2 separate regions of the Homo sapiens genome follow, and region 1 is linked to region 2. A link is an interaction called in ENCODE POLR2A ChIA-PET data of the cell type or tissue named here. Cell type or tissue: MCF 10A. All regions are shown on one strand. Links, peaks and the distances in the headings refer to the core of each region. The heading gives the core; the rest is flanking DNA.

Evidence for each region. Peaks named below come from ENCODE experiments on the same cell type or tissue, not always from the same donor. Only the 100,000 strongest peaks of a DNase experiment are listed, where the experiment ranks them.
Region 1: POLR2A ChIA-PET joins it to region 2 with 5 read pairs; 2 of 35 experiments call an interaction of 5 or more read pairs at or near these places.

The regions. Positions count from the first base shown.
Region 1 is chr6:10,133,474-10,143,492 of GRCh38, reverse strand. LOC124900218 (a long non-coding RNA gene) reads left to right here and starts at 2,809. Exons shown (of 5, transcript XR_007059909.1): 1 at 2,809-3,545. LOC105374918 (a long non-coding RNA gene) reads right to left here and starts at 2,707. Exons shown (of 3, transcript XR_926456.3): 1 at 2,386-2,707; 2 at 1,777-1,872; 3 at 1-621. It also overlaps the pseudogene OFCC1. RefSeq lists an enhancer at 9,178-9,679. In MCF 10A, for the core only: no CTCF peak of the experiment used is centred there; no DNase peak of the experiment used is centred there.
Region 2 is chr6:10,293,865-10,303,883 of GRCh38, reverse strand. No RefSeq gene overlaps it. Among named protein-coding and RNA genes, the nearest start is that of TFAP2A-AS2, 110 kb to the left of the region's middle. In MCF 10A, for the core only: no CTCF peak of the experiment used is centred there; a DNase peak (open chromatin) is centred at 3,603.

The DNA.
Region 1 (10,019 bases), core at 2,496-6,495, 160 kb after region 2:
CAGTTTACATTAGAGTTCACTCTTGGTGGTGTACATTCTATGGGTGTGGCCAAATGCATAATGACATTAAACCACCATTACAGGACCACACAGAGTAGTTTCACTGCCCTAAAAATCCTCTGTGCCCTGCCTATTCATCCCTCCTTTCCTCCTAACTTCTGGCAACCACTGATCTCTTTACTGCCTCCAGGGTTTTACTTTTCCAGAATGTCACAGAGTTGGAATCATACAGTATGCAGCTTTTCCAGGCTGGCTTCTTTTACTTAGCAATATGCATGTGAGTTTCCTCCTTGTTTTTTCCTGGCTTGATAGCTCCTTTATTTTTAGTGCTGAATAATATTCCCTTGTCTGGATGTGCCACAGTTTTATTTATCAATTCACCTGCTAAAGGACATCTTGGTTGCTTCCAAATGTTGACAGTTATGGATAAAGCTGCTATAAATGTCAGTCTGCTGGTTTTTGTATAAACATAAGTTTTCCGCATTCTTTAGCCATTTAGTGAAATATAAAGAGATGTATATCTTATTATTAAGCTTCCTTACAGACTACATTTTCAGTTATTGTCCAATCTGCTGTTGTCAGATGGACTTTGCCTTGGCTCAGAATAAAGTATATTGGTATCTGAAAAAGCAAGCAAGTTATAAAATTATTAACAAATAATTTTTATATTATTGAAAATGTTAAAATCATAAACAACCCAAACTATAATATTCCAGTTCACTGACAAATTTTACAATGTCAGTTTTATTTTAAAAGTTAACATATCTTAATAACAATAATTCCTTATTAACTCCTGTTTTTGGCTCATTTTTAAAAATGTAGGCTGGGCGTGGTGGCTCATGCCTATAATCCCAGCACTTTGGGAGGCCAAGGTGGGCGGATCACCTGAGGTCAGACCTTGAGACCAGCCTGGCCAACATGACAAAACCCCATCTCTACTAAAGATACAAAAATTAGCCAGGCATGGTGGCAGCTACCTGTAATCACAGCTACTCGGGAGGCTGAGGCAGGAGAATCACTTGAACCCAGGAGGCGGAGGTTGCAGTGAGCCGAGATTGTGCCACTGCACTCCAGCCTGGGTCTCAAAAAAATAAAAATAAAAAAAATGCAAAGTGCTTCAAAATTTAATTTGTATCTGAAAACCCTCCATTACGATTTTTCTTGGCACTGGGGCATGCAAAGAGGCTGCTTCTACATGTAGATTTTATCTCTCTATATACACACAGCTTTGTGGGAAAGTTTTCAGTTCCAAATTATTTCCTTAAACATCCTTAAGTATATGAACAAATATCATGTTTCAGATAAAGTATAAATTGTTTAACAAATGTATGCATTCTCTTGGCTTGGATAAATTGTTTTATTTACCAAAAACATATAGGTTGAGAGATTTATTTTTAGGAATATAGTCTATTTGCTACCAATGTGCATTTTGGTGGATGTGATGGTGATGACAGTGATGAGAGGGGACAGAGATCAGGATCTAGAGAGAGCAAGAGATGGAGTGAGTCAGGAGAGAGAGAGAAAATAAGCAGATAGGCTTGAAATGAGCACACACAGATTTGAGGTATTGAGGGAAACAGCAGTCACTGCTCTTACAAATTCCAGCTGGGTGGTTTCCTACGTGTCTGCAGTAAAGCTCTTGCACAATAAATGAAGAAAATACTACATAAAAGTTTAAATTTTATTGGGTGTGAAGCTCTTAAAGAATTGCTATTCACTAAGAGTTTAAGGAAGACTTAGTTTGAATAAATGAACCCCAACTAAAGGAGTACCCACCTTCCGTTTTCTTTTCTTCATGATATCTATGTGTTTGTCTTCTTGATCACATTCCCTTGTCATGATGGTCCCCAGCCAGCTGGAGCAGAAATTCACCTGAGCAGACATGGAAGAAAAGGTTATGCTGGGAAACGAAACATAAATTTCACTCAGTAAGAGTAACTATCTACCAGAAATGGGAATGACAGAACGACCATAGGAAAAGAAATGGGAATAAACCTTCACATCAACGCTCGTCAGTGCTATTTGCTAACAGATGCATTGAGGTAAATGCTGTTACCTCAAGAAGTGTTATCTTCTGGGGATCCTTATCATAATTTTATTTTAAATTCGAACAGCTGTTGTTTAACTACCACAGACCACAATTTGTCTACAGCTTGGGACCATAAAGTTAGCTTTAATGCACTCTGTTTCTTTTCTCTCCCCTGTATTTGATTTAATTTCCGTGAATCTGACACTCACATGCTATATACCATTTGCATATTTCAATATGTACTTTTGCAGATCCCATAAGTATTCAGGTGCTAAATGTGAAAGAATAAATAAAAATGGAAGTTCCCAATGACAAATTATAAAAGGAAGGAAGAAGAACTCTCAGGTTTCACTTACATGTAAAATATTCTGAACAATAACAGCTCCTTCAGGACAACAAAGCAGGTTTTTCTAGGGTTGTTGGTTTATGGTGACTGTAGAAGAAAACGGATGTTTTTTTTGGCAGTGAAACACAGTACACTTATCTGAATTGAGCCCTAGGGCTTACCATATAGCAACGGACAGAGAACTTCAGCTTTATTTAAGAAATCAACAAATGTGGCCACTTCTATAACCTGAATGTTTTCTAAAATATTCATGGTTTTTCATTCATGGAATTTTAAAAAACTGAGGTTGCGGTTTCAAACAAAAGAAAATTCTAGGGAAGATAGGAGGGGAATAAAAAGTCACTCTTGGGGAAACCTTAAAAAAGATCCCTGTGGGCTACTGTAGCGTATTTAGCGAAGGCGCTTTGTCAGATAGGGCATGAACTAACCTAGAACTCGGGCAGTTACTGGACAGAAAATCAATTTTGGTCAGGGTTAGACGGGCCCAAGACTTGTTCTTTGGTCTTAACTACAGTATGTGAAAACTTCCAAGTAGACGTCAGAGGACTAAAAAAGCTTTTTCTTTTCTTAGTTCTTTAGGCTGGTTTGTACAGATTTCTGCAAGTCTGGGGAACCTTAAAACTTCCATCTCCTTTTCCATTCTTTGAGTTAACAGCAACATATTGGTAGCTGAGCTTCACAATGTTGAGCTCTCCAAGTTGTTTAGGGTGATCTTTAGGCCTCAGCCCTTTTTGAATCTTTGTTTGTTGTAATCAAGTTCCAGAAGGAAATGAGGTGCGATCCTTATTGCAAAAGAATGAGGCAGGCTCTGGGGCTCAGTGATTCACTTACTTGATTTGATTATTAGTTTTCTGGTAACAAATGGTTGGTGCTGGAATGCTGATTTCACAGGCACCCTCACACACGTTAGTAAAATCAACAAGTGTGAGAGAAGCATCCTCAATTGTAAGTTAACAGTAACAACACGATGCTCATACATGTCTTAAAGCTGGAACCCAAAAGCCAAATTATAGTGTATGTTTTATTTCTGAGCCAGTATTCCTCATGGAAATGGGAATAGTCCAAATAGAAACAAAGTAACAGTGAAAAAGTGGGAAGGATTTGCAGGGCAGAATTTGGGAATTTGATTTTGAAGTATGAAAACGATGTCACTATAATCAAGTTTGAATAGTGAGTACATTTTTGCCTCAAATTTTCATTGTATCTGCTTCCTATAGACCCTAGAATTGGAAATCATTGGAAAGGGGATTAGTTCCTTTTAAGGAGAGTTGCTTGATACCCCAAGTTTCATGAGAAAGTTCTAAGCTAATTTACCAGCCAAAGAGGGTGAGACAAGCTACTGTAATCATCACCTGGTACCTTTCCTTTGAAAGAGTCTGACAAATGTTAATTAAGGAAACCTCAGGATGCTTGCCCAGGACAGATAAGGGGTTAATTTCAGCACCTCTGGGAAGAAATGCGAGAGCACCTCTATGTCCTTTCTTCCCTTCTGAACAGCTCTCAGGTTCTTGACACAGAAAGTCTGGGCACAAAAGGAAAGGGAAAGGGAGAAAAGGGCCATTCATGAATGTCTGAAAGAACGCTGGCTGCTTCCCTGAGAGCGATGTGATTTGACTGTGGCGACGTCTCTTCTCTCACCCCAAGCCCAGGAGGGTTATCAGTGAGCAAGGCAGAGGGAGGATCTTGGTTCTATTTTACTTCATTCTGAAAAACTGGAATGTAGCATAAGAGCTAGTTGCATGGCACCCCAAATGCTGCTGAGCCTAATGTACTTTTGCAGATCCTAAATCTGCAAAGGTGCTAAATGTGAAAGAATAATTAAAAATGGAACTTCTCAATGACAAATTTTAAAAGGAAGGAAGAAGAACTCTCAGGTTTCGCTTACATGTAAAAGGAACCCACCATTGAATTAACCACAGTCATGGCTTCCTGCCCGAGTCTCCATGAGATGGCTCCCTATTGACTGTAGCCTCAGCCCAGCCCTGTCTATCTCAAGCCATTTCACACTGAATCATAGCACACAGGTCTGGGACTTGAGGATGCTTATCTGACTGAAGCTTAACTGAGATGAATCATCTTTATAAATCTATTTTGGTCCACTGATAATTGCTTTTTAAATGAAAGCTTTTTTTTTTTTTTTAGACAGAGTCTTGCTCTGTTGCCCAGGCTGGAGTGCAGTGGTGCAGTCTCGGCTGACTGCAACCTCTGCTTCCCGGGTTCAAGCGATTCTCCTGCCTCAGCTTCCCGAGTAGCTGGGACTACAGGCACCTGCCACCACGCCTGGCTAATTAAATGAAAGCTTTAAAAAGTCTTCTTAAAAATAGAGAACATGTTCCCTTTCTCATTCCTCTATAAGGTGTTGAAGTCAAGGAGCATTTTATCTTAGGAGGCAGATACTTATTTATTTATTTATTTATTTTTTATTATACTTTAATTTCTAGGGTACATGTGCACAACGTGCAGGTTTGTTACATATGCATACATGTGCCATGTTGGTGTGCTGCACCCGTTAACTCGTCATTTACATTAGGTATATATCCTAATGCTATCCGCACCCCCCCCAGCACCCCACCCCATGACATGCCCCAGTGTGTGATGTTCCCCACCCTGTGTCCAAGTGTTCTCATTGTTCAGTTCCCACCTATGAGTGAGAACATGTAGTGTCCTTGTGATAGTTTGCTCAGAATAATGGTTTCCAGCTTCATCCATGTCCCTACAAAGGACATGAACTCATCCTTTTTTATGGCTGCATAGAATTCCATGGTGTATATGTGCCACATTTTCTTAATCCAGTCTATCATTGATGGACGTTCGGGTTGGTTCCAAGTCTTCACTATTGTGAATAGTGTGGAGGCAGATATTTATATGGGATAAAGAGATCTTGTTTTTACTCTTAATGTGACTTGTTTTGTGTATATATATTCAATTTAGTTGTTGTTGGAGGTATTCTGCTGAATTTTTAACTCAGGACCCAGACATCTTTATTGCTGTTTTTTCTTAGTGTGCTGAGAATCTTAAGAATATAAAGAAAAACTTTTCATTGCTAAGGGGTGTGTGTGTGTGTGTGTGTGTGTGTGTGTGTGTGTGTGTGTCAGAGAGAGAGAGGGAGAGGAAAAATGAGAATGAGAATTTTTGATGTGCAGAAGATGAACTGTGCTGGACATTAATGGATTAATTTTTAGCAGTATAAGAGATTTATACAGATCAAGCCACAATCAATTTGGCTGTGGGGATTGGGGAAATTTTCATGATAGCTGAAATGAATAGAACTGCTATGTTGTGGACTTATTTGTATAAATAGCTTGGAAACGGTCTTTTGTTCATCTATGAATTATACTCGGTCATGTATTTTATACCCTGATACTGTATATCTCATAAGAGGCATGAAGTTGATCTGTGGACCGGCTGTATGTTTTGGGGTGTTTTTACATGGCTCAAATAAAAATTCATTTATATACTCATTTAGTACAGATGGAATGAAGTATACAAAGATGAGTAAGTCATAGGCACAGTCAAGAACTGTAAAGGGCCTGTAAGCAAAGTGTTAACTGTAAACAGGCGAGCCTACCACAGTTTCATAGATGTTGGTAGAAGACATGAGATTCTTGGGTCAGAAACAAAGGATTTTATTAGTCACAGCAATGACAGTAGCCAGAATTTGCCTTGGTTCCCTGAACCATAACTCTCACAGTGCAACATGAAGAGGGCCAGGTGACCCTGCACGTGAAGAGAGTTGCATTGTAGAAGAACCCTGAATTTAGGAAACCTGGATCTTCTATAACAAGCAGTGAATATGCCTGCTCTTTATCTTGGAGGGAGAAATTATCCTTATTATACTGGACCATAAGCCCCAGACTCCAAAAGGAGACACTATCTTCCAAAACTGTTTGCTATACATCCCGGAACAAAGACAGTCAGGTGCAGGAACATGAGAGACCTGTGGAAGATGTTTTTAAAATCTCCACTTGTAGAAACAATCTCCCTTGTTTCTACACCCCTGCTTCTGGCAAATTTAGGCATGAGTATGCCACTCCATCTGCTGCTCTGGTCAATCTGACCAATAGAGGCTGGGGCCAAATCCATTCAATTTACCTCATATAGTATTTAATTAAAATTATTATCAACAGGACTTCAAGCAGCAGGATGAGGCCATCCTGCAGTATTAACCTCACCGTGACTTAAAGGGTTCCGGATTCCATAAGCTGAACAAGTTCAATGAATCATCCAGATCTATCTTATAGCCAGGTAGTATTCTCCTTTAGTTTCCACAGTGGCTTTTCTCCTCAGTCCAAGGCATTCATCCAGATGCAGCAGGATGTATTAGTGATTGCACAGACTTGTCCTGGCCTGCAAAAAGGAAGCTTGGGGCAGTTGTACTATCCATAACAACCCTGGCCTTTCTTTTTTTTTTTTTTTTGAGACTGAGTCTCGCTCTGTCGCCCAGGCTGGAGTGCAGGGGCGCGATCTCATCTCACCGCAAGCTCTACCTCCTGGGTTCATGCCATTCTCCTTCCTCAGCCTCCCGAGTAGCTGGGACTACAGGCGCCCGCCACCAAGCCTGGCTAATTTTTTGTATTTTTAGTAGAGATGTTGTTTCACCGTGTTATCCAGGATGGTCTCGATCTCCTGACCTCGTCATCTGCCTGCCTTGGCCTCCCAAAAAGTGGGATTACAGGCGTGAGCCACTGCGCACAGCCAACCCTGGCCTTTCAAAGCATAAGTTTTGCATATATTTTGTTAAATTTATTCTTAAATATATATATTTTCGATGTTCTTAAAACAAGAAATGTTTTCTTTCTTTTTTTTTTCCCGAGATGGTGTCTCACTCTGTCACCCAGGCTGGAGTGCAGTGGTGTAATCTCAGCTTACTGCAACCTCTGCCTCCTGGGTTCAAGCAATTCTCCTGCCTCAGCCTCCCCAGTAGCTGGGAGTACAGGTGTCTGCCACCATCCCCGGCTAGTTTTTGTGTTTTTAGTAGAGACGGGGTTTCACTATGTTGGCCAGGCTGGTCTCAAACTCCTGACTTCAGGTGATCGGCCTGCCTCCGCCTTCCAAAGTGCTGGGATTACAGGCGTGAGCCACCATGTCTAACAAGAGTTGTTTTCTCAGTTTCATTTATGGATTGTTCATTGCAATCATATTGAAATACAATTTATTTTTGTATGTTGATGTTGTATCCTGCAACCTTGCCAAATTGATTTATTAGTTTTAATAATTTCAATATGATTCTGTAGAATTTTCTATATATAAGTATGTCATCTGTGAATAGAGATAATTTCACTTCTTCATTTCCAATCTGAATGCTTTTTATTTATTTTTCCTGCATAATTGCCCTGGCTTGACTGCTAGTATAATGTTGAATAGAAGAGGTGAGACTTGACATCCTTGTCTTTTTCCTTATCTTTAGGGGAAAGCATCCAGTCTTTCACCATTAAGTATAATGTTAACTCCAAGTTTTTCATAGATGCCTTTTACCAAGTTCAAGAAGTTTTCTTCTCTTTACAGTTTGTGAAGTGTTTTTAATCATAAAAGGCCATTAGATTTTGTCTAATGCTTTTTGTGTATTTACTGAGACGATCATATAATTTTTTTCCATTGATAGGGTATGTTATATTAATTGATTTTCAGATGTTAAACAACCTTGCATCCTTAGGACAAATTCCACTTAATTGATTATGGTGTATGATTCTTTTTATATGTTGCTGTATTCGGTTTGCCAGTGTTTTGCTGGAGATTTTGTGTCCATATTCAAAGGAGATATTGGCCTTTAGTTTTCTCGTTTTCTGATAGCTTTTTCAGTTTTGGAATTGGTAATGCTGGTCTCAGAGTGAGTTTGGAAGTGCTTTCTTTTTTTAAAAATTTTATTATTATTATACTTTAAGTTTTAGGGTACATGTGCACAATGTGCAGGTTTGTTACATATGTATACATGTGCCATGTTGGTGTGCTGCACCTATTAACTCGTCATTTAGCATTAGGTATATCTCCTAATGCTATCCCTCCCGCCGCCCCCCACCCCACAATAGTACCTGGTGTGTGATGTTCCCCTTCCTGTGTCCATGTGTTCTCATTGTTAAATTCCCACCTACGAGTGAGAACATGCAGTGTTTGGTTTTTTGTCCTTGCGATAGTTTGCTGAGAATGATGGTTTCCAGTTTCATCCATGTCCCTACAAAGGACATGAACTCATCATTTTTTATGGCTGCATATATTCCATGGTGTATATGTGCCACATTTTCTTAATCCAGTCTATCATTATTGGACATTTAGGTTGGTTCCAAGTCTTTGCTATTGTGAATAGTGCTGCAATAAACATACATGTGCATGTGTCTTTATAGCAGCATGATTTATAGTCCTTTGGGTATATACCCAGTAATGGGATGGCTGGGTCAAATGGTATTTCTAGTTCTAGATCCCTGAGGAATCGTTGCATTGTCTTCCACAATGGATGAACTAGTTTACACTCCCACCAACAGTGTAAAAGTGTTCCTATTTCTCCACATCCTCTCCAGCACCTGTTGTTTCCTGCTCTCTTCAAAGCTGTCAGAGAGGGACATTTAAGTCTGCAGAGGTTACTGCTGTCTTTTTGTTTGTCTGTGCCCTGTCCCCAGAGGTGGAGCCTACAGAGGCAGGCAGGCCTCCATGAGCTGTGGTGGGCTCCACCCAGTTCGAGCTTCCCGGCTGCTTTGTTTACCTAAGCAAGCCTGGGCAATGGTGGGCGCCCCTCCCCCCTCGCTGCCGCCTTGCTGTTTGATCTCGGACTGCTGTGCTAGCAATGAGCGAGACTCCGTGGGCGTAGGACCCTCCGAGACAGGTGAGGGATATAATCTCCTGGTGTGCTGTTTTTTAAGCCCGTTGGAAAAGCGCAGTATTAGGGTGGGAGTGACTCGATTTTCCAGTGCCGTCTGTCACCCCTTTCTTTGACTAGGAAAGGGAATTCCCTGACCCCTTGCACTTCCCGGGTGAGGCGATGCCTCGCCCTGCTTCGGCTCTTGCACAGTGCGCTGCACCCACCGTCCTGCGCCTACTGTCTGGCACTCCTCAGTGAGATGAACCCGGTACCTCAGTTGGAAATGCAGAAATCACCCATCTTCTGTGTCGCTCACGCTGGGAGCTATAGACAGGAGCTGTTCCTATTTGGCCATCTTGGCTCTGGAAGGCTTTCTTTTATATTTTGGAAGAGTTTGTGAAGAACTGGCATTAATTCTTTGTTAAATGTTTGGTACAATTCAGTGATGAATCCATCTGGACCTGGGCTTTTCTTCATGGATAGTTTTAAAAATTACTACAGTCATGCACAGCATAATAATATTTTTGTTAATGACGGGCCACATGATAGTGGTCTCATAAAATTATAATGCCATATTTTATAGTACTTCGAATATGTTTAGATGTGTTTACATGTACAAATACTTACCATTATGTTACAGTTGCCTACAATATTCAGTACAGTAACATGCTGGACAGGTTTGCAGCCTAGGAACAATCTAAACCTAGGAGCAATCACACTGAGGCCATACAGGTGTATAGTTAGCTATACCATCTAGGTTTGTATAAGTACACTCTATTATGTTTGCACAACAACAACAAAACTGCCTAAACACATTTGTCAGAACATATCCCCATAGTTAAGTGATGCATAAC
Region 2 (10,019 bases), core at 1,990-5,989:
TTACTGTTACTCCCTCAATCTGATGGCCACTTCCTGTGCAACTGGAACAGGACTGTGGGTTATGCATTTGTGTAACTACACACAGGGTAGGCATTCAGGACATTTGTACTAAAGGAACAATGGCTGTTCATTGGAGGACAAATGGAGGGACAATGGCCTTAGCTTAATCACATGAGGTCACACAGATGGAGGTGGGAGTGAGATGGAAAGCAAGCCTTCACTTTTCCCACCCAGAATCCATGGTGACTTTTCTCACCTGGCATCCCGAAGAAAACAAGACAGAGCTGGCATGAAGATTGCACGGTATGGAGCGGTGCTTCGTGTTCCTTTAGAATTTATTGTTAGGTGGAAAAGCCATACAAATTGGCCACGGCCTGTGAATCTACTCACCTGGCGTACTCAGCTGTTGCCCAGATGCATAATGGGTTTTCTGAGTTTTGTTTGTCTGCATTTAATTTCAGTAGAGGAGCAGCATTTCACCTACAGCCCTTTTCCTTCTAGACTGCGTACCACTTAGCTTTGGGCTGCTAATGGTTTAATGAAAAGGCCTTGAAAATGTTGACAGTCTTTTTTTGAAAAAAAGCTACATGGCGTAAGTAGCTATGATATTACTTAAGATAGTTGACAACCCACCAATCTGATTTGCTAAATGTCTCACTGAAGCATGCCAAGTGGGTCATAAATTAGACATGATAACTAATTTTTTTTTGATATCACCAGAGAAGCTTAATCTGAATGCAGCAGTACATAAAACATTTCTGTAATGAGGAATTCACAACTTAAAATATAATGCTTTTGTAACTCTGGACCTCTGGGGGAAAAAATAAAATGAGTCATTAAGTCCACGAGAGACAATATACGCATTCAGCTTTAAATGTGCTCACCAAATAAGCTCTTTTCCCTATGATGTGACTCTTTTCCTTTATAGAAGAACATATTCATTCTATTGCAGAAGAGTTTATTCCACTGGGTAGTACGAGCCATCAGTTTATACCTGTTTTCATATATTTGTCTGCTGGAAATGATATTTATCTTTTTGTGGTAGAGTTTACATGCCTATATAATCTTTTACATATGAATGTGCCGACTCTAGAGCTGCTTCCTGAAACTGCAGGCTGATTATTGGCTTATAAGATCAGAGAAGGGCAAGAACGCCAACTCCCACCTTCCCTCCACTAGGTTACATTTATGGGGATTAGCTACGTACATTATTCAATGTATTTCTTAAGAATTAAATTAATTATAATGCATTTGGATTCCCTGAGCATTCTCACAATTAATTTGTGCTATTGAGTTATCAAATATCCCTTTCTTAAGGGATTAGCTCATTTCTGATATTTTGCACTGGTGTCCCAAGAAGTAATTTTGGACGAAAAAAATTGGATTCTCATTCCAAGGATTTGTTTTTAATCTCCAAAGGAATTCTTGGAACACTGAAATAAAATGGTACAACAGTGGCTAATCCCTTAAGTAAGGATATATGATCACCCAATAACACAAATTAGCGAAATTAGTGGGCAAAGAAAATGCTCTCATCTTCTCATCTTCTCTTTGCATACTAAGCACCAAGAGAGTGCCTCTGTGAAATGCATAGTTCCTGGTTCCTAGAGAGCTTGTTAAATTCAGTTCTTAAAAACTGCATATTTTAATAGTTTGTTTTAGGTAATCAGATATCCCAGAAAATACCCCAAATTTAAAAAATATCTTAGTTTGAGTTTAAAAAATTCTTTTTTTGTTTTTTGAGACGGCGTTTCGCTCGTTGCCCAGTCTGGAGTGCAATGCTGCGATCTCAGCTCACTGCAACCTCGGCCTCCCAGGTCTGAGTGATTGTCTTGCCTCAGCCTCCCAAGTAGTTGGGATTACAAGCGTGCACCACCACACCTGGCTAATTTTGTATTTTTAGTAGAGATGGGGTTTCACCATGTTGGCCAGGCTGGTTTCGAACTCCGGACCTCAGGTGATCCACCCGCCTCTGCCTCCCAAAGTGCTGGGGCTCAGTGAGCCACTGAGCACTGCCCGAGTTTTAAAAATTCTTATGAGAATGTCAATAACTTCCTTTCTAACATCAAATCTGATCACATTAAACACATTGTGCCAGGGTGCCATGTGGCAAAGGGTTTTTATTTCAGCTAAATGGTGAGAGTGTTGGTCCTTTTATTTTAAAAAAACTTTTTATTTATTTATTTTTGAGGGGCAGGAGGTGGGGAGTGGGGGATCTCTTATTCTGACACCCAGGCTGGAGTGCCGTGACACGATCATAGCTCTCTGCAGCCACAGAATCCTGGGCTAAAGGAATCCTTCCCGAGTAGCTGGGACTATAGGTGCACAACAATTTTTTAAAAATTTTAAAAATTTATGTAGATTTAAAATTTTTTTAAATGTTTAAATTTAAATTTAAACTTAAAAAAATGTATGTAGAGATGGGGTCTTGCTATATTGATCACACTGGTCTCAAACTCCTGGCCTTAAATGATCCTCCTGCCTTGGCCTCCCAAAAAGTTGGGATTATAGGCATGAGCCACCTCGCCTAGCCTAACGATCCTTTTAAGTACAATGCTAGGAAATCCCTTCAAACACATTTATTTACTTGAAGTATTCTAATTAAGGCCTCATTTGCCTGTGAAAGTTAGAAGGTAAGTATTAGCACTGTGATGTCATTAGCGGGAAACAGTTTCTAGCTGAGAAAATATAATTATGAATTACTTTAAAGAGCAAAACAAATCTCAGGAGATGTAACATTTTACTCGTAGATTCAAAGATTTCGAGGAAATGTTTTGGATCCGTTTTGAAAAATATTGGGTTTATGTCTTTGGAAATGCCAGTGCCAATGGAAACTAAACCTAAGCTAATAAAATCAAACTAAATTTAAATGTACCAATAAGACATTATTCTATATGTGGCAATTTTGCATTTATATGAGATTTTTAAGGAACTATACATTGTATGGCAAAAACACACCTAGATTTCGTTTGTTTTTGTTTTTTTTTTTTAAGAAGGGTTGTGAGGCTGGGCACGGCAGCTCACGCCTGTAATCTGAGGCAGGTGGATCACGAGGTCAGGAGTTCAAGACCAGCCTGGCCAACATGGTGAAACCCCGTCTCTACTAAAAATACAAAAATTAGCCAGGTGTGGTGGAGTGTAATCCCAGCTACTCAGGAGGCTGAGGTGTGAGAATTGCTTGAACCTAGGAGGCAGAGGTTGCAGTGAGCCGAGACCACACCATTGCACCCCAACCTGGGTGACAGAGTGAGACTCCATCTCAAAGAAAGAAAAGAAAAAAAAAGTTTTCTTTTCTTGTTTGATGGCAGTTGTCATTGCTGAAAGGATTTGAAAGCAAGACAGGAGATAGTGTCAATTCTGCATACCAGGCATCACAGCAAGCTGAACTGTTTTCTCTTGGGCCACTGTTAGGCCCTATAGGGCCTCTGGGCCACTTAGAAATCTAGGGCAGCCCTTCTCCGGGTGGTCACTGCACTGAACACATGTGCTTGGCCTGGTAGGTGAAAGGTGAGCTGTATTTCTGTTCCAATTTATCCCCTTAGCCAGAGGTGCTTGTGCAGTGCCCAACCTGCACATCCATCTTTGAGGACATGAGTCAGAGCTAACAAAACCACAGAGTTTGTTTCCCTCTCACCAGCAGGTATGTGATCCTCTTTGCTTGGGTGATTTTCTTCTTTGGCGACTCAGCTATTTTCTCTTGGCTTTTTTCTCTCCTGTCATCATGGACTTGGTAATTCTGTCTTGGTGTCTTTGATTCAAGCTCCCTGAAAGGGAGGGTAGGTGTGGCCAGTGACCTATTGGTAGAGATTGTGTGCCAGGCAGTTTGTTAGCTCTATAAACCCACTCCTGAACCAATCAGCCCCATCCAGGGCAGGAATGTCACAAACCCTAGCACAGAATACACCCACTGAATATCAATATGAATAATGTAATCTGCAATAATACCGTTTGCTCTGAATTACATCTTGGGTAAAGTGGCCTGATTTATAGTAAAAATACCAAATAGTATTACATGAGAGTTTTCTCTTTTGATACCCTGGGAAGAAACTGAAATGTATAAATAGTGTTTTTGCTTACCAAAGGGAGGCCATTTTAGTGTACTGATTAGTATTGAATAAATGCAACCAACGAATGGCATCCTTGTGCCATGACTAGTATTACTTACTCATTGCATGCTATGTCAATTCCATATCTCAGTCAATAGTCTTATCATCTTACTTTCTAAATATGTATGTTTCGGCCTTTCTTTCTTTCTTTCTTTCTTTTTTTTTTTTTTGAGTCAGGGTCTCACTGTCACCCAGGCTGGAGTGCAGTGGCGTGATCTCTGCTCACTGCAGGCTCCGCCCCCCTGGTTTACGCCATCCTCTTGCCTCAGCCTCCCGAGTAGCTGGGACTACAGGCGCCCGCCACCTCGCCCAGCTAATTTTTTGTATTTTTAGTAGAGACGGGGTTTCACCGTGTTAGCCAGGATGGTCGATCTCCTGACCTCGTGATCAGCCCGCCTCGGCCTCCCAGAGTGCTGGGATTACAGGCTTGAGCCACTGTGCCCGGCCGCGGCCTTTCTATAGTCACTATCGTTCACATGCCTTTATCATCTGTTATAATTATTATCATAATTTTCTTACTGCTATCTCAGTTTGTACCTTCTCCTCTCTTTAAACCATCTCTCCATTGCCACCAGAATGACATTTCCAGAATACAAATCCATCCACGGTCACTTACTCTGACTTACTGTGTGCTGTACAAGGTTTCCATGATTTCGAGGGTTCTTCCTACTACTCTTTTGAATCTTGGTTGATACCTCACATTTTCTTAAACCTCTGTGCATTTTTATTTGATGGAAAGACCTTTCTCCTTTTCTTCATTTGACCAACTCCTAACTGACATAAAGGGTGAAGTCTGTGGGAAGCCTTCCTCACTCCGTCTAAAGAGCTACGGCCTCTTTTCTGGGAGCTCTTAGGGTTCTGCGTATCTTTGTGTTAGAACGCAAGGAGCTGAGTAGTAATTCATGTTTTCCATATTGTGTCATCTACTGCGTTGTGGGCTTCTTGAGGATAATGATTCAGCACTCATCCCTATAAGTCCAGAACCAGCCAGGCATGGTGGCTTATGCCTGTAATCCCGGTACTTTGGGAGGTCTAGGTGGGACGATGACTTGAACCCAGGAGTTCAAGACCAGCCTGGGTAACAGAGTGAGACCTCATGTCTACAAAAGATTTAAAAATTAGCCAGGTGTGGTGGTGTGCACCTGTGGTCCCAGCTACTCAGGAGGCTGAAGCAGGAGGATGGCTTGAGTCAGGGAGGTTGAGCCTACAGTGAGCTGTGATTGCACCACTGAACTCCAGTCTGAGTGACAGAGTGAGATCCTGTCTCAAAAACAAAACCAAAAAACCCAACACCTATCAACCAGCCTGACTCCTAAAGTTGCTCCAATGTGTGCTTAGCTAAAAAATTTTAAATTGAATTGAATGGAATAGACCTTGTTTTTAAAGTTTCCTCTACAAAAGACACTGAGGTTTTTTGAGTAAAGTTTACTTCCCTTTGCACCCCATCCCACAGCCTCTATTTTAGGAAAAACAGGATAACATTCCTTCTCTTCCCCCTGTCTTTTATTCTATTCTTCAAGTCTTTTTAACCAAGAGAAAACTCTGCCAGTTCTATTCTTCAAATCTTTCTTTAATATTGATTCTCAAACATGATCTGATGATTGAGAATCATTGAGATAAAAGGAAGTCTAAAAACTTAGATGACTTTTTTTTTTGAGAGTATTGCAGCCTTTCAAGTTTGAGTGATCTCATATCTTAAACACGGAACTTGCTTTAGCTTCTTGGCGAGGCCAACTTAAAAAGGATTTCCTGTTTGTGAAATGCAGTCTAGTTTGTCTGAGAGTTAGGAAAGCCTTAATGGCTTTCAGGCCAGAGAGGAGAGTCTCTCACTGCAGTCTGGAGACAGGAGTCTCGCCCAGGTGGCTGTTATATTTTGAACATGCTCCCAAACATGGCCAATCACCAGTTGGAAGGGAGTCGTTTCTTTTGCCTTTCAACAGTGCTTTTTCGTTAGATCTCACATGCCAAGATGAAACCAATTCTTCTATGGTTAACTATCCAAACCTTCCCTGAGGTCCTACTTCCCTTCTCTCCCTCTAGCAGGCAATTCTCTTATACCAACATTTTAAGGTGTCTACAAGTTTACCTTTATAACTCAGTTCAATGGTCACCTACCACAAGAAGTTGATGGGCTGTTTGGGTTGATTAGGAGTGTTTCTCTCTTTTCCATACCTCTTAAGAAAATATTCCACCAATGTGTCACAATTTGAGATGCTCATTTGTTATTTTACTTTAAGCAGCCTCTACATTATAATTTAACAGCATAATGGAATCCCTATTCTAGTTGACAAACACTGTGGTGCAAATGATTTAATTTACTAGCTTAAGCATTAGGCTACATATTATTGTACTGATCAGTCATTGCATACTAAAATCACTCATCCTTAATGTAATGATTTGGTATCCCTACAGAGAATTCCAGTCATCAGAATGTCATTAGATACAGTAAAAAATGAAAATTACTATTACACAGCAGTAAACACTATTAACTGTTAGTTAAAATAGCATTTAATTTAGCCATGCAAGAGTTTACAAATTTCCACAGTTTCCTTGGTCCTCGAATAATTGTCACCACAAAGTTAATGACACTTCTGCCAATGAGATGACAGAATGAGGAGGGACCAATGCTGAACTGGTGTTTTCATGTGGCAGATGCCATATGGTGACAGTGCAGATTGCATGGCTATCTGGGGCATTTCATTGATCAGGAAAGGAAGCACGCTGGTGTCCTGAAAATATAAAGCAGGGTAGAAGGGTTTATGAACCTCCCATATACAGAGGGGCATCAGGCATAGTTGGGAGGAGGAGGAAATGATTCCTTTTGGGCTTCCCTTCTCTTTCTCCATCAGCCCAGGTTTGCACTCAGGGGTTCCAGAGGTCTGCTGCAATGCTGATAACCTGGGGTTGCCATAAAATTCTTACAAGTATCCCTAAGTGTTGGCTCCAATAAGTCACCAGTTGCTAGGGATGGTGGACCTGGTTGGAAAGCGTGTATTTTTGCACAAGGCTCGCCATCCCCACACTTACAGATAGCACCAGCTTAAGTTGCAAAACATGCATTTGCCTTCACATGATCCTTCCCTGTTGCAGCCTGAGTCCAGCATTCCCCAGCTTTAAATAAAATCAGCAGCAACATCTATGATGCCTATAAATGTGGGCACTCTGTGGGTTACTTGGCTCCAGAGCTCGCTCTTTATCCAAGCTATTGTGATTCATTTTCTTGTTTATTCCGTAACTGCATGTTACTGAGTAAAATGTTGAACTTAGATATGGAAAGGGACACCAGGGACCCCTCTGTATATGCAGAAGGCAATAAAAACAGAAAAACAGACTGCACCACTTTCTGCTTTGTGTATGCTTCTCATGCCAACTCGAAAGAAAATGAGAGTTGGAAATGACCAGCCCTGGTAAGGCAATGGTGGAGGAAGGAAATGGTGCCCGGTTTGTGGGATCTTGAAGGAGAGCTCTAGTAAATGCCAATCCTAAATCAATGAAGTGGCAGTAACAGGGCAGGATATGTGTTCGTACAAAGGGTTTCCAGTTTGTAGTGTGGTGCCCGCCAGCCACCTTTCATCAAGAATATGCAATGGAGAATTGCCTGGAAATGGATTCTTTATTACACGTGGCATGGCAGAGTGAAAATACTTGGCAGCCAACAGAGTACTGTGTGTAGGGAGACATAAACACTCCTAGCGAGGTGACAGTGCAGAGGCCTGGGTGGTATATGCTTGGTCCTGCTCCACTGACCACTCACAAATTACACAGAGTCCCATTACCATGGGCCCTGAAATGGTATCATTCAGAGTAATTGCATCTTTTTACCCTAAAAACAAAACAAAACAAAACAGAAACGTGAAGAGATACAAATAAAAGTTACTGCCACTCAATAAGAAAAAAAAAAAAAAAAAGGAACATGCATTTGCTATCCCCATCTGGCTCAGGGATCACCTGAACTTATTTTTCAAAATGCGTGTGTCTATACCAGGGGACAATAGGATTCTTTTGCCACTGCTAGGGTTGAAAGCCCAAGTGTGAATCGTTCATCTGTAAAATGGACACACTTACTTCTGAGTGATTTTGGGGGTCAGAAGACTGAAAGCATTCTTCCAAAAGTGTCACAGTACGAAGGGCTCTGAATTCTTTCCCTTTGCAACTGCCCTCATCCTACCTGTTGAGAAAGTCAATGAAAAGGAGTATGAAAATCATATTGATTGTGACATTTCACCCTGCTAGTAATACTGAGTAGGTCTCGGCTAGAGTCAGAATTTACCCGAGGAGCTTCTTTCTCTTTTGGGGAAGACTGTCCAGGACTGGCCAGAACCAATTCCAACTAGTCTAGCCTGACAGAGTTATAGCACTCGAAAGATCATACATGTCGGCCAGGCACGGTGGCTCACTCCTGTAATCCCAGCACTTTGGGAGGCCAAGGCGGGCGGATCACAAGGTCTCCTGACTTGTGACCATCGAGACCATCGAGACCATCCTGGCTAACACGGTGAAACCCCGTCTCTACTAAAAAATAAAAAAAATTAGCCGGGCGTGGTGGCGGGCGCCTGTAGTACCAGCTACTCGGGAGGCTGAGGCAGGAGAATGGCGCGAATCCGGGAGGTGGAGCTTGCAGTGAGCTGAGACCTCACCGCTGCACTCCAGCCTGGGCGACAGAGCGAGACTCCATCTGAAAAAAAAAAGGATCATACGTGTCTTTGGTTAGGTTTTGACCTATAACAGATGGAAATCCCTTTGCTGCCATATCCCCAACTAAAATTTTCTGTCATGCATTGAATACTCATCAGAAATATGCAGATCCAATGATTCAGTCAAGCCAGGACCAATTTCCGTCTATCTAATGATAGAAAATCAATTGAGAATGAAGAGGGCTTGCAAATAACCCAAACTGTTAATCTTTACTAATTGGTTTTCGATGGTATAAGCCTGACTTACGAGGTGCTTTCTTAGCCTTCAGTATTAATTTAAGTTGTAAAGTGAGCTCAGAAAATAACGCATTTATACATATTATATAATAATGTATTATTTTTTAATGTAGCTTACAAGATAGATGTTTATTATATGAGATAATAAATGTATAAATGCCACAAAAAGTTTAAAGCACAGTATAACAGTTACAGTAAGAAAGAATTATTACTATTTTTTACTGTTAAAGAAAACTGCTTTATAATATAACTGTATAGCAAGGTTAGGCAATGAGTCTACAAATACTTTTTTTTTTTTTTGAGGCAGTGTCTCCTTCTGTCCCCCAGGCTGAGGCTGGAGTGCAGTGGTGCCATCTTGGCTCACTGCAACTTCTGCCTCCCAGGTTCAAGCAACTCTCATGCCCAAAGCCTCCTGAGTAGCTGGGATTACAGGCACGTACAACCATGCCCAGCTAATTTTTGTATTTTTAGTAGAGATGGAATTTCACCACATTGTCCAGGATGGTCTCAAACTCCTGACCTCAAGTGACCCGCCCACCTTGGCCTCTCAAAGTGCTGGGATTACAGGCATGAGCCACTGCACTCAGCCATCTACAAAGATTCTTTTTGTTTTTGTTTTTTGAGATGGAATCTCGCTCTGTTGTCCAGGCTGGAGTGCAATGGCGTGATCTTGGCTCTCTGCAAGCTCTGCCTCCCAAGTACACGCCATTCTCCTGCCTCAGCCTCCTGAGTAGCTGGGACTACAGGTGCCCACCACCATGCCTGATTAATTTTTTTTTGTATTTTTAGTAGAGATGGAGTTTCACCATGTTAGCCAGGATGGTCTCAATCTCCTGACCTTGTGATTGGCCTGCCTCGGCCTCCCAAAGTGCTGGGATTACAGGTGTGAGCCACCCCGCCCGGCCTCCATCTACAAAGATTCTTAACCACATAGAAATGGAAAGAGAAGAGCGCAGACCTGAGAGGGCTACAGACCTGGAAT